2 separate regions of the Mus musculus genome follow, and region 1 is linked to region 2. The links are chromatin loops, found by intact Hi-C in ENCODE. Cell type or tissue: gastrocnemius. All regions are shown on one strand. Each heading gives the region's core, and the rest is flanking DNA. Links, peaks and the distances in the headings are about the cores only.

Region 1 (5,832 bases), core at 313-5,312, 93 kb before region 2:
GCCTCCCGAGTGCTGGGATTAAAGGTGTGCGCCACCACGCCCGGCGGTATTTTCTTCATTTACATTTCAAATACTATCCCAAAAGTCCCCCAGACCCTGCCCCTCTCTGTTTCTTTTTATAGGTTATCATACGAAAAAACTCTGTGTCTAAGGCTTAATAGTAGACCAGATCTTCCTTCCTTCCTTCCTTCTTTCCTCCCTCCCTCCCTCCCTCCCTCCCTCCCTCCCTCCCTTCCTTCCTTCCTTCCTTCCTTTCTTCTTTCTTCCACTGTTTAAGCCACAGCACTGGAAGAAAAGTGGGAAAAGGGGTGAAAAGGGGGGAGGGGAGGGGAGGGGGACCTTGAAGGCAGCCATGTTGGGTCTTGTATGTAGTGGTGTGCAGACGCTCTGAGACGATGAGAGCGAGCCTGTGTGTCAGTAAAGGATTTGCTAAGGCAGCGCTGTTGAGTGTGCCATCAAGGGGAACCCACTCATGCTAAGAGACTGTCCCCTTCCTTAGTTTGCAGAGTAACTAAAGCTTGCTGAAGTGTAGGTTTAAAAATTGCAGGTTTTTCAAGGGACAGTGACACACATGTGTGTGTGCCACAGGCCTGAGGCTTCTCCTTCCTAGGAGGCCCCAGCGTCTGTGGTGCCTGGTAACTCTTGGCTTGTCTAGGCAGAGCTGCAGGCATCTCTATGGTGGTTTGTCCGGAGGAGCAGCATTAATGACTGACGTCTTTCACATATATGTTTGTGTGTTTGCGACAGGGTCTCACATGGCCCGGGTTGGCTCCAGAGTCACTATGTAGCTGAGGATAGTCTTGAACTCGCAGTCCTCCTGACTGCATCTCTGTGGTGTTGGGATTTGGAGAGTGAGCATTGCATGGTGTTTTTCCTACTCGTTGCCACGAGCCTAACTCAAGTGACAAAGACTTCATTTATGTCTGAGGAGCAACTGCGAAGTAGAGTGAACTTAGGGCGAACGGGATTTTTTGAGGGGGCGGTTCAGACAGGGTTTCTCTCAGAAGCTCCCAGAACTCCCTCTGTAGACCAGGCTAGCCTCAAACCCACAGGAGCTGTCCACCTTGTTTTTATTTATTTCTCCCCTAAGAATTTATGGTTTGTCTTAGGGTTTCATTGCTGCAAAGAAACACCATGACCGTAGCAACTCTTAAAACAGCGGCCATTTCATTGGGGGCTGGCTTACAGTTTCAGAGGTTCCGTCCGTTATCCTCATGATGGGAAGCATGGCAGCTTGCAGGCAGACACGGTGCTAGCAGTTTTGAGAGTTCTACATATCTTATCCGAAGGCAGCCAGGAGGAGACTGTCTTCCACAGGCAGCCAGAGGGTTGGGGGGGGGGGGTCTCTTTCACACTGGGAAGACCCTGAGCATAGGAACCTCAAAGCTTCACCCCTACAGTGACACACTTCTTCTAACAATGCTACACCTTCACCATAAGGCCACACCTCCTAAGAGTGCCACGCGTATTCAAACCGTCACATGTTTTAATCATGTGTATGTGTGCATGCGCGTGTGAGTGCTTGTGGAGGGCATATGAGAGCATTGGAGCCCCTGGAGAAGCTATGATTGATTACAGGGAGTTGACATGGGTGTTGGGAGCTGAACTCGGTCTTCTGCAAGAGCCATCTCTCCAGCCCTTTCCTCCTCCCTCCCTTGGGGCGTGGGGGGGGGCACTCATGCAGAGGTCAGAGGACAATTTTCAGGAGTCAGTTCTCATTGAGACGGGATCTCTAACTTTCTGTTGCCGAGTACTGCAAGCCTACCTGGCCCAGGAACTGAACTTGCAGGTAATTCTCCTGCCTCTGCCTCCCAACTCTGTTGGAACGCTAGGTTTATAGATGTTTGCCTCCATACTGGGCTTTCTACATGGCTCCTGGAGATCAAACTCGGTCCTGCCTGCTTGGCTAGCTTTTGCTTACTGAGCTGTCTTCCAGGCCCGTACCATGTTCCTATAAACAGAGTCTCACTGGGACCTAAGGCCTATTAATTAGGCCGGCCAGTGAGCACCTGGGATCCCTTGACCATCTGTCAGTGCAGAGACTTCATTCATACACTACCATACTTGGCTTTATATGTGGGTGCTGGAGATCGAACCCAGACCCTCATGTTTGTGTGGTGAGCACATTACTGACTGAGCTGTCTCCTATCCACCCCTTTTTCTGTCTTTTGTTTTTGAGACAGGGTTCTCTCTGTGTAGCTCAGCTTGTCCTTTAACTTGTACTCCTCCTGACTTGGCCTCCCATACCATATCTGATTCTTTGCTGCATTTTTAGAACATGAGAGAGCTGGCATTGATTTGAGGCAGTGCTAAGTCATTGCATAGCCTATGGAAGATGTGTAGTGTACAAATCTTCTTTTCCTTAAGAAGCAGAAACAAGGCTGGCGAGATTGCTCATGGGGAAGGGAACTTGCTCTCCAGCTTGGTGGCATGATGTCATTCCCTAGAGCCAGGTAGAGAGAGGCGAGAGCTAGAACCGGTTCCCAGCAGTTGCCCTCTGACCTCCACAGCACACAAAGGCATGCACATGCGCACACAGTGAGTAATTGGTTCGGTGAGAAAGAGGCCGAGCCAGATGTTGTAAGGGCAGGTTGCTTGTTTTTTACTTTTAGTGCCAACACTGTTAGCTGTGTTAGTTCTGTGTTAGCCGGGGTTCTCTAGAGTGACAGACAGGCTTGTCAGGGTTATGGAATGAATATGAGTATCTATATATTTAGAGAGAAGGAAGGAGGGTGGGGATTTATTATAGGCTGTGGTCAAGATGACCACAATGCTGGCAGTTGCCTATGAGTGGAAGGTCTAAGAATGCAGTAGTTATTCAGTCCATGAAGGTGCATGTCTCAGCTAGTCGGTATAGCTGGAATCCTGAGGATGTAGGCTGTAATGCCTGTCTGAATGGGCTTGCTAGGGAGAGCGAGCAGGCAAAGAGAGAGAGCCTCCTTCTTCCATGCCCTTATAATGGCTGCCAGCTGAAAGGGTGGTGCAGATTGAGGGTGGCGTTTCCCACCTTAAAAGATCCGGATTAAAAATGTATCTTCACACCTCAGATGGCTTAAGTAAGGGAAAAAAAAAAATCCGCCGGGCACACGCCTTTAATCCCAGCACTTGGGAAGCAGAGGCAGGCAGATTTCTGAGTTTGAGGCCAGCCTGGTCTACAAAGTGAGTTCCAGGACAGCCAGGGCTACCCAGAGAAACCCGTAAAGCCAAAATAAATAAATAAATAAAAGCCCTCACAGGGGTGCCCAGCCTCTCAGGTTTTAGTTAATTCCAGGTGTAGTCAAGTTGAGAACAACAGCCATCACAACTTCCTTTTGTGTTTAAATTTTTTTATAAAGATCTTTACTTTTATTTATTTATGTAGACTTCTGCGTGCATGTACACCTGTACCTGCAGGCCAGAAGAGGGCGCCAGATCTCATTATAGATGGTTGTGAGCCACCATGTGGTTGCTGGGGATTGAACTCAAGACATGTGGAAGAGCCGCCAATGCTCTTAACCTCTGAGCTCTCTCTCCAGCCCTCATGTTTTAAAATTTTTATCACATTTATTTATTTGTAAGTGTCTGTTGGAGTAGGAGAGCTAAGTCAGTAGAGTGTTTGCTATTGCAAGCATGAAGACGTGAGCTTGCTTTTTAGAACCAATATTTATAATCCACATTTATAATCCCAGCACTGGGAAGGCACGACTAGACCTTGCTGGCCGACTGGCCTAGCCTACTGCAGAGTCCCTGCCTCTGGGAAGTCCCATCTTAAAGAGCAAGGTAGAGAGCCAATGAGAAAGAACACATGAGAGTGTCCTCTAGCCTCTACACACCTGTGAGTACTTACACAATTGGGGCATCCATGCATACAAACACACACACTCAAGCAAGTTCACACACACCTGTATAGTTACAAAATAAAACCCACCCGAGGTACATGGACCCTGAGGAGGAACGCTCAGAGTTCTCTTTTCCCACAATTAGGCCAGGTGGTGGCTCACACTTGAAATCCCAGTATTTTGGAGGCTGAGGCAGGAGGATTACAGCTGGGCAGTGGTGGCGCATGCCTTTAGTCCCAGCACTTGGGAGGCGGAGGCAGGCAGATTTTAGAGTTCTAGGTTAGCCTGGTCTACAGAGTGAGTTCCAGGACAGCCATGGCTACACAGAGAAGCCCTGTCTCAAAAAACAAAAGAAAACAAAAACAAAAAAAAAGAGTTGGAGACCAGCCTGAGCTTACAGAGTGAGACCCCCTATTTTTGTTGTTTGTTTTTATTTTATTTGTGTTTAAAGCAGTTATACGAGGAGGGAACAAGGAGAAGCATGCTAGTTGGGATAATATAAGACTAAGACGTGACTCAATTAAAAACAGTCATTTATGTATCTATTTGCTGTATGTGTGGGGGTTTAACCATCGGAGCAAGCATGTGGAAGTCTGAGGACTACTGTGGAAGTCTCAGGTTGTCTCCCACCTTGTAGGTCCCAGGGATCAAACTCAAGCCTGGTGTAGGCCTGGTGAGCAATCATCTCTCCCCCTAACCATTGTGCTCCCCTTGCCGCCGTTTTTTGGGGGAGGGGTAAAAACAGTAATGTTGAGAGATTCATTCATTGCTTCTCTCAGACTGCCACCCATGAGCCTAAGTGCTTCCTCAGTTGCACACACCCATGCAGGGGAGGACATCTTTGTCTGAACATCCTAAGTCTAGAGAACACTTTGTGAGTGACGCCCTGTTAATGAGGACCAGTCACCAGCCTTTGTAGAGCATCCGCTACCTCCAGCACCAGCCAGGTGCCTTGACAGAACCTAGCGTCAAGAAATGGTGGCTTAGCGTACTGACGCAGGATGCCACAGCTGGCCCCGGGGGAGATGGGAAGGGATAAAAATAGACAAAGCCTGGTCCTCGTCTCCTGGAGGCTGGGAGTCCAGGGATAGACATGACTAATTATGAGTCACTCGAGGTGGTGTGTGTTATCAAGGAAAAGGAAGTTGTTTGGAAGTACAAAGAAGAGAGAAGCAAGGGGAAAGGGCAGGCAGGGGAGCCGCCAGAGGAAGTGAATGTCACGAGAGACGGGGACAGGGACAGAACTGGCCAGGCTCTGCTTCCTAGAATCCTGTGGGCATCCAGGAGTTTCTGGAACATCAGAGTTCCTGGCATTTGGGTGGGTTCGGGATGGGAAGGTGAAGAGAAAGAGTTGGAGCTGGGGGTGGGGGGAGTGGGGGGGTCGGCAGTGCCTGAGAAAGGCTGTTGCCATGGTTCCCTGGAAAAAACAATGGGGCCAAACAGAGGTCAATGGAAATGAAATGGAGATCACCTGAGAATGATCTGTGCTCCAAGACCAAAGTGTGAATCTGTTTTGTATTTTGTTTGTTTGTTTGGTTTTACGAGAGAGGAGTTCTCCCTGTAATAGTCCTAGGTGTACTGGAACTCACTTTGTGGACCAGGCTGGCCTCGAACTTCCAGCACTGGGATCAAAGGCTTGTGCCCCCATGCCTGGCCAGTCTGAACTTGTAAAATAGGCATATACTTACCCAATGTCTGTAGCCAGTGCTGATACCAACCAAAGGCTGGCTCAGAGCGAGGATTTAAGGTGCAAAAGGAGTAGCATGGTCCAGAAGAGCTTTTTACCCAATCCACGGGGTTTCTGCACAGTCCTACAAATAAAGCTGGTCTCCTGTCCGGCAGAGACTGGCTTACCACAGCAGGAGCCTATTCCTTTGACCTGCACTGGAGAGAGGCTGTCGGGCAAGCTTCCATTATCAAAACTGGAATTTGCTGTGTGTGGTAGTTTGAGCCTGTAATTGCAGCACTTGGGAAGTGGAGGCAGGAGGACTTGCCACATGTTCAAGACCAGCCT
Region 2 (5,832 bases), core at 613-5,612:
TTTGTTTGTTTTTGTTTTTAGAGACAGGGTTTCTCTGTGTAGCCCTTGGCTGTCCTGAACTCACTTTGTAGACCAGGCTGGCCTCGAACTCAGAAATCTGCCTGCCTCTGCCTCCCAAGTGCTGGGATTAAAGGAGTGCGCCACCATGCCCGGCCTATGCATAGATTTTTACTCTCAACCAGGTTGCAACAAGTCTTAACTCCTTTGTTATGAAAGACTCCCGCTTTGGGGAGACCATCTCTCAAGTCCTGGGATGAGCCAATGCCCCAGTAACTTGAGAGAAACCGTTCTTGATGCGATATCGCATGACGTTTATTCGGGAATTAGCATGCTGTGGCCAAGCTCGTAATCCACACAGGGGCAGAGGAGATCTACCCCAGCAGTTGCAGTCAAGGGTTTTTACAGAATAAACTGCAAAGTGAGGGGAGGATAAGACCACAAAGAATGGGGAAGCTGAGTAAACATCATAAGAATGGGGATGGTGAATTACAGCTCATCCTCTCAGGCTGAAGGCTAAAGAACAAACAACTCCATGCTGGGCTTCGTTTCTAGGGGTCTAAGAAATGTATTGAGTTGGGGTTTTACAGTTACAGGTTTTTTGTTTTGTTTTGTTTTTTAAAGATTTATTTATTATTATATCTAAGTACACCGTAGCTGTCTTCAGATGCACCAGAAGAGGGCATCAGATCTCATTACGGATGGTTGTGAGCCACCATGTGGTTGCTGGGATTTGAACTCAGGTCCTTCGGAAGTGCTCTTAACCACTGAGCCATCTCTCCAGCCCACAGTTACAGGTTCTTATTTATTTATTTATTTATTTATTTATTTGTTTATTTATTTATTTATTTATTTATTTATATCTCATTACGGGTGGTTGTGAGCCACCATGTGGTTGCTGGGATTTGAACTTCGGACCTTCGGAAGAGCAGTCAGGTGCTCTTACCCACTGAGCCATCTCACCAGCCCCAGTTACAGTTTTTAATCATATCCAATATGCTTATAAATCTTGAGATACTGAAAGTTACACAATAATCTTACAATTTTTTTTAAGATCAGATCTTTAATTTACTTTTTAAATTTTTTTTTTAATTTATATGAGCACACTGCAGCTGTCTTCAGACACATTAGAAGAGGGCATTGGATCCCATTACAGATGGTTGTGAGCCATCATGTGGTTCTGGGACTTGAACTCAGGACCTCTGGGAGAGCAGTCAGTGCTCTTAAATGTTGAGCCATCTCTCCAGCCTCAATCTTAGAATTTTTTTGTTGTTGTTGTTGGTTTTTTTGGTTTTTCTTTTTTTTTTTTTTTTTTTTTTTTTAAAGATTTTTATTTATTTATTTATTATATGTAAGTACACTGTAGCTGTCTTCAGACACTCCAGAAGAGGGCGTCAGATCTCGTTACGGATGGTTGTGAGCCACCATGTGGTTGCTGGGATTTGAACTTTGGACCTTCGGAAGAGCAGTCGGGTGCTCTTACCCACTGAGCCATCTCACCAGCCCTTTTTGGTTTTTCAAGACAGGATTTCTCTGTGTACCCATGGCTGTCCTGGAACTCATTCTGTAGAACGGGCTGGCCTTGAACTCAGAAATCTGCCTGCCTCTGGCTCCCAAGTGCTGGGACTAAAGGCATGTGCCACCACTGCCCGGCAATCTTCCAACTTTTTCTTAAAAAATATTTATTTATTATATATAATTACACTGTAGCTGTCTTCAGACACTCCAGAAGAGGGCATCAGATTTCGTTACAGATGGTTATGAGCCACCATGTGGTTGCTGGGATTTGAACTCAGGACCTTTGGAAGAGCAGTCGGCACTGAGCCATCTCACCAGCCCAATCTTCCAACTTTTTTTTTTTTTTTTTTTTGGTTTTTTGAGACAGGGTTTCTCTGTGTAACCCTGGCTGTCCTGTAACTCACTTTGTAGACCAGGCTGGCCTCGAACTCAGAAATCCGCCTGCCTCTGCCTCCCGAGAGCTGGGATTAAAGGCGTACGCCACCGCGCCCGGCTAATCTTTCAACTTTTTTTTTTTTTTTTTGGTTTTTCGACACAGGGTTTCTCTGTATAGCCCTGGCTGTCCTGGAACTCACTCTGTAGACCAGGCTGGCCTCGACCTCAGAAATCCGCCTGCCTCTGCCTCCCAAGTGCTGGAATTAAAGGCGTGCGCCACCACGCCCGGCTCTTCCAACTTTTAAGATGACATTTATACTTTAACAAAAATTTTAGAGCATTAAATTAAAATCAAAAGAATAAGAGGTGAGCCAGGCAGTGGTGGTTAACACCTTTAATCTCAGTGTTCAGGAGGCAGAGGTTGGAGGACCTTTGAGTTTGAGGCCAGACTGTGTGCAGAGTGAGTTCCAGGATAGCGAAGGCTACACAGAGAAACCCTGTCTCCAAAAACCAAAAAAATGAGGACTGGTGAGATGGCTCAGCAGTTAAGAGCACTGACTGCTCTTCCAGAGGTCCTGAGTTCAATTCCTACCAACCACATGGTAGCTCATAACCATCTGTAAAGAGATCTGAGGCCCTCTTCTGGTGTGTCTGAAGACAGCTACAGCGTTTTCATATAAGTAAAATAAATAAATAAATAAATAAATCTTTAAAAACAAGCAAATATTATGAGATGAGCAGCGACAGTCCCCACTAGGACTATTGTTTTTATTTTTTATTTTGCTCTTCTTTCTCTGTCACATAGACAAGTGGCTCACCCAATATGGGACATATATATATATTTTATTATTATTATTATTATTATTATTATTATTATTATTATTATTATTATTATATGTAAGTACACTGTAGCTGTCTTCAGACACTCCAGAAGAGGGCGTCAGATCTTGTTACAGATGGTTGTGAGCCACCATGTGGTTGCTGGGATTTGAACTCTGGACCTTCGGAAGAACAGTCGGGTGCTTTTACCCACTGAGCCATCTCACCAGCCCCGGACAGAGATTTTTGAGGAAACTTAAAAACAAGCATGGTTCTAGCGCAATCCATGGAATAGTTTAGAATACCTGGTATGCCTGGTGCAGGAGGCCGGAAGAGGTCGTGCCCTTAATCTCCTTTGACATTCATCTGGTAATGACATTAGCGTGTTGAGTGGACTAGTTTTTTAGTGTGTTCCAACATCATGTATCAGTCCTTGGGTACTCAACAATTCCTTGCAGAGTCCCACTGTAGTGAAGTGGTGTAGTGAGGTGCAGAAGAGACACAGAAAATAAGAAAAGTCTCCTGCCCATAAGCCAAAGGTGTAGGATAAAGGCTGTGGGTGGCGACCCTTTCTAGTGTTATATAGTGGCGTTGTCCTAGGCTAGAGCATAAAACAGCACTGTGCTAGCATAAAACAGCACTGTGCTAGTATGTGGCAATGGGAGTAAATTCTGAGAAACTTAAACAAGTGAAGGCTCTGAGATGGAAATGGAGCATTTCTAGTTTCTGGCTCCACTGTTTACCCAACTTGTGCTAAGGCTTTGTAAATCTTAAGGAGCCCCCTGGCGGCCACTGGGAACCCGTAGATATTCATTGTACGGATGAGGAAGCCGAGATGCAGAAAGGTGAGGAATTCAAAGGCTCACAGAGTAGGTGACACATTTTTATTTCCGCAAATCCTCCACAAATAACCGCCCACCAAATGTGAGTGCCACGTCGGTCCTTCAAGTCTCCGGGAATAAAAACCTCACCTAAGCAAGGCGGCCAACTTCTGTAGAGCCCGTGCCGTAGCGGAAGCTGCAGATGCATTGTGGAAAGCCTTTAAATTGTTCACAAGCGGCCGAGTTCGAGACCCTACAGCCTAACTGAAAAGGGTTGGATCCAGACGGGTGTCAGACTCTAGAGACCTTAGAAGGGATGGGAAGAAAACTGGAGGGTTTTTTGCCGGAATCCTGGCTAGCAAGACCTTTTCCCAGACGCTCACATTCGCTAAGGAATCTCAGGCTGCCTGAGTCCTCCTGCGGGAGCGAGAGTCCGTCTCTATGATACAAGAGACGTCGAGGCGGGCCTCTCTACCCCGCCCGGTGAGGCTGCGCAAGCGCAGTAGCTGAAGCACCGGAAAGATGGCGGAGGAAGGGTGAGTGTGTCTTCGGATCTCTCTATGGGGCTTTGAGGATCCGATGCCATCCTTTCTGTTTGTACTCTGGTGATACAAAAGGAAGCTGTGGGCTGTGGAGAGAAAAGAAAAAGGCTCCATAGTATGAAGTCAAGGTGGGGGCTGAGATGCTGTAGGGCTCCGCGACCAGGGATCGGGACGACTTTGGAAGCAGCGAGAAGAGGAACTGAGGTTCGGAGGGGCGAGTGGCTGCGTAGCGCCAGAGTTGAGTTCGCTCAGCTTGGCTGTCATGTCTTTCACAGTTTGGTACACACGTACAGTGTATTTTGATCGTATCACCTCCCCATCATCTCTTATTCCCCTGCGTCTTCCACCAAGCTCTTTCCCCCCAATTCCCCCTCCTGCTTTCATGTGCCCCCCCCCCCCACCTCATCCTAGCTCGACTTAATCATTACTCTTCTTGATGGATCTGTGATAGCCCCTTTCTGGATTTTACTAGAATTTCCTTGCCGCTAGTGACAGGTCATAGCCTACAGTTGTTAAAGCTCCACGGACCAAAACGAACCCAGAGAGCAAAGGTTTTTCCTGATTTTTAAAGGCTCTCGGGACGAGTGAGCATTACAGGAGCACGGCGAAGACTCATCAGAAACTTTAGGTCCCGGGAAGACCAGGATCTCGAATTGGTTTGGAAAGCCACCAAATGTTGGTTTGGCAATTTTCATTAATGTCAAATTTGTTCCTTTATCAGGGAAAGAAAAAAAATTCCTTTGGTTCCAGAAAATCTTCTGAAAAAGAGGAAGGCTTATCAAGCCCTCAAAGCCACTCAGGCAAAGCAGGCACTTTTGGCAAAGAGAGAGGTAATTCTGAGAGGGGGGGGGTTAGGATTTGTAGTGGACGGATTTTACTAAACGGTGTTCGTTGAACTAGATTTGTTATCAGATCCCTCACAGGTTTCTCCCTCATAGTCCTCCATTTAGCAAAGATTTACCCACCATCTTTCTGTGAGCAAAATGTTAGACCAGCCTTTAAGGGAAAAGTGAAGACATTTTCTGAATTCAAATTTAGTGGTAAAACCAAATTTGGCAGGGAAAAAAATAGATTATTTTAAAAATGTTTTGTTGGGGTTGGTTTGTTTCTTAGATGGGGTCTGTACATATGGTCTGGAATACTGTATGACCAGGCTGGCCTCAAACTAACAGATCAGCCTACTTAGGCCTCTAGAATGCTGCGATTAAATTGCTATCTGTGGCACACTTTTCAGCATTCTAGAAGGTTGAGACAGGAAAATGGAGAGTTTGGCTATATAAAGAGAACCTGTCTCAAACCAAAAGTATCCAACAATTTTAAAAGTTTATTTAGAATCACGTGTGGGCTGGAGAGATGGCTCAGCCCTTAAGAGCACTGACTGCTCTTCGGAAGGTCCTGAGTTCAAATCCCAGCAACCACATGGTAGCTCACAACCACCTATAATGAGATCTGACTCCCTCTTCAGGTGTGTGTAAAGACAGCTGCAGTGTACTTACATATAATAATAAATAAATCTTTGGGGGGAGGGTATAGGGAACTTTCGGGATAGTATTTGAAATGTAAATAAAGAAAATATCTAATTAAAAAAAAATTCCTGGTCATGGTGGCTCACCTTTAATCCCAGCACTCGGGAGGCAAAGGCAGGCGGATTTCTGAGTTCGAGGTCAGCCTGGTCTACAAAGTGAGTTCCAGGTCAGCCAGGGCTACACAGAGAAACCCTGTCTCGAAAAACCAATGTGTAGATTCTGCACACAGTATGT

Evidence for each region. Peaks named below come from ENCODE experiments on the same cell type or tissue, not always from the same donor. Only the 100,000 strongest peaks of a DNase experiment are listed, where the experiment ranks them.
Region 1: it touches region 2 in a loop (4-fold over the local background); 28 of 42 quality-filtered maps call a loop at or near these places.

The regions. Positions count from the first base shown.
Region 1 is chr17:46,873,408-46,879,239 of GRCm38, reverse strand. It overlaps a transcript of Bicral not described here. Among named protein-coding and RNA genes, the nearest start is that of Tbcc, 14 kb to the left of the region's middle. In gastrocnemius, for the core only: a CTCF peak has its summit at 3,400 (motif pointing right); no DNase peak of the experiment used is centred there; H3K4me3 peaks cover 410 bases; H3K27ac peaks cover 1,059 bases.
Region 2 is chr17:46,780,853-46,786,684 of GRCm38, reverse strand. It overlaps Rpl7l1 (ribosomal protein L7-like 1), which reads left to right and starts at 4,029. Exons shown (of 7, transcript NM_025433.3): 1 at 4,029-4,066; 2 at 4,794-4,902. The coding sequence starts at 4,053. In gastrocnemius, for the core only: a CTCF peak has its summit at 3,500 (motif pointing left); DNase peaks (open chromatin) are centred at 3,499 and 4,012; H3K4me3 peaks cover 2,063 bases; H3K27ac peaks cover 2,085 bases.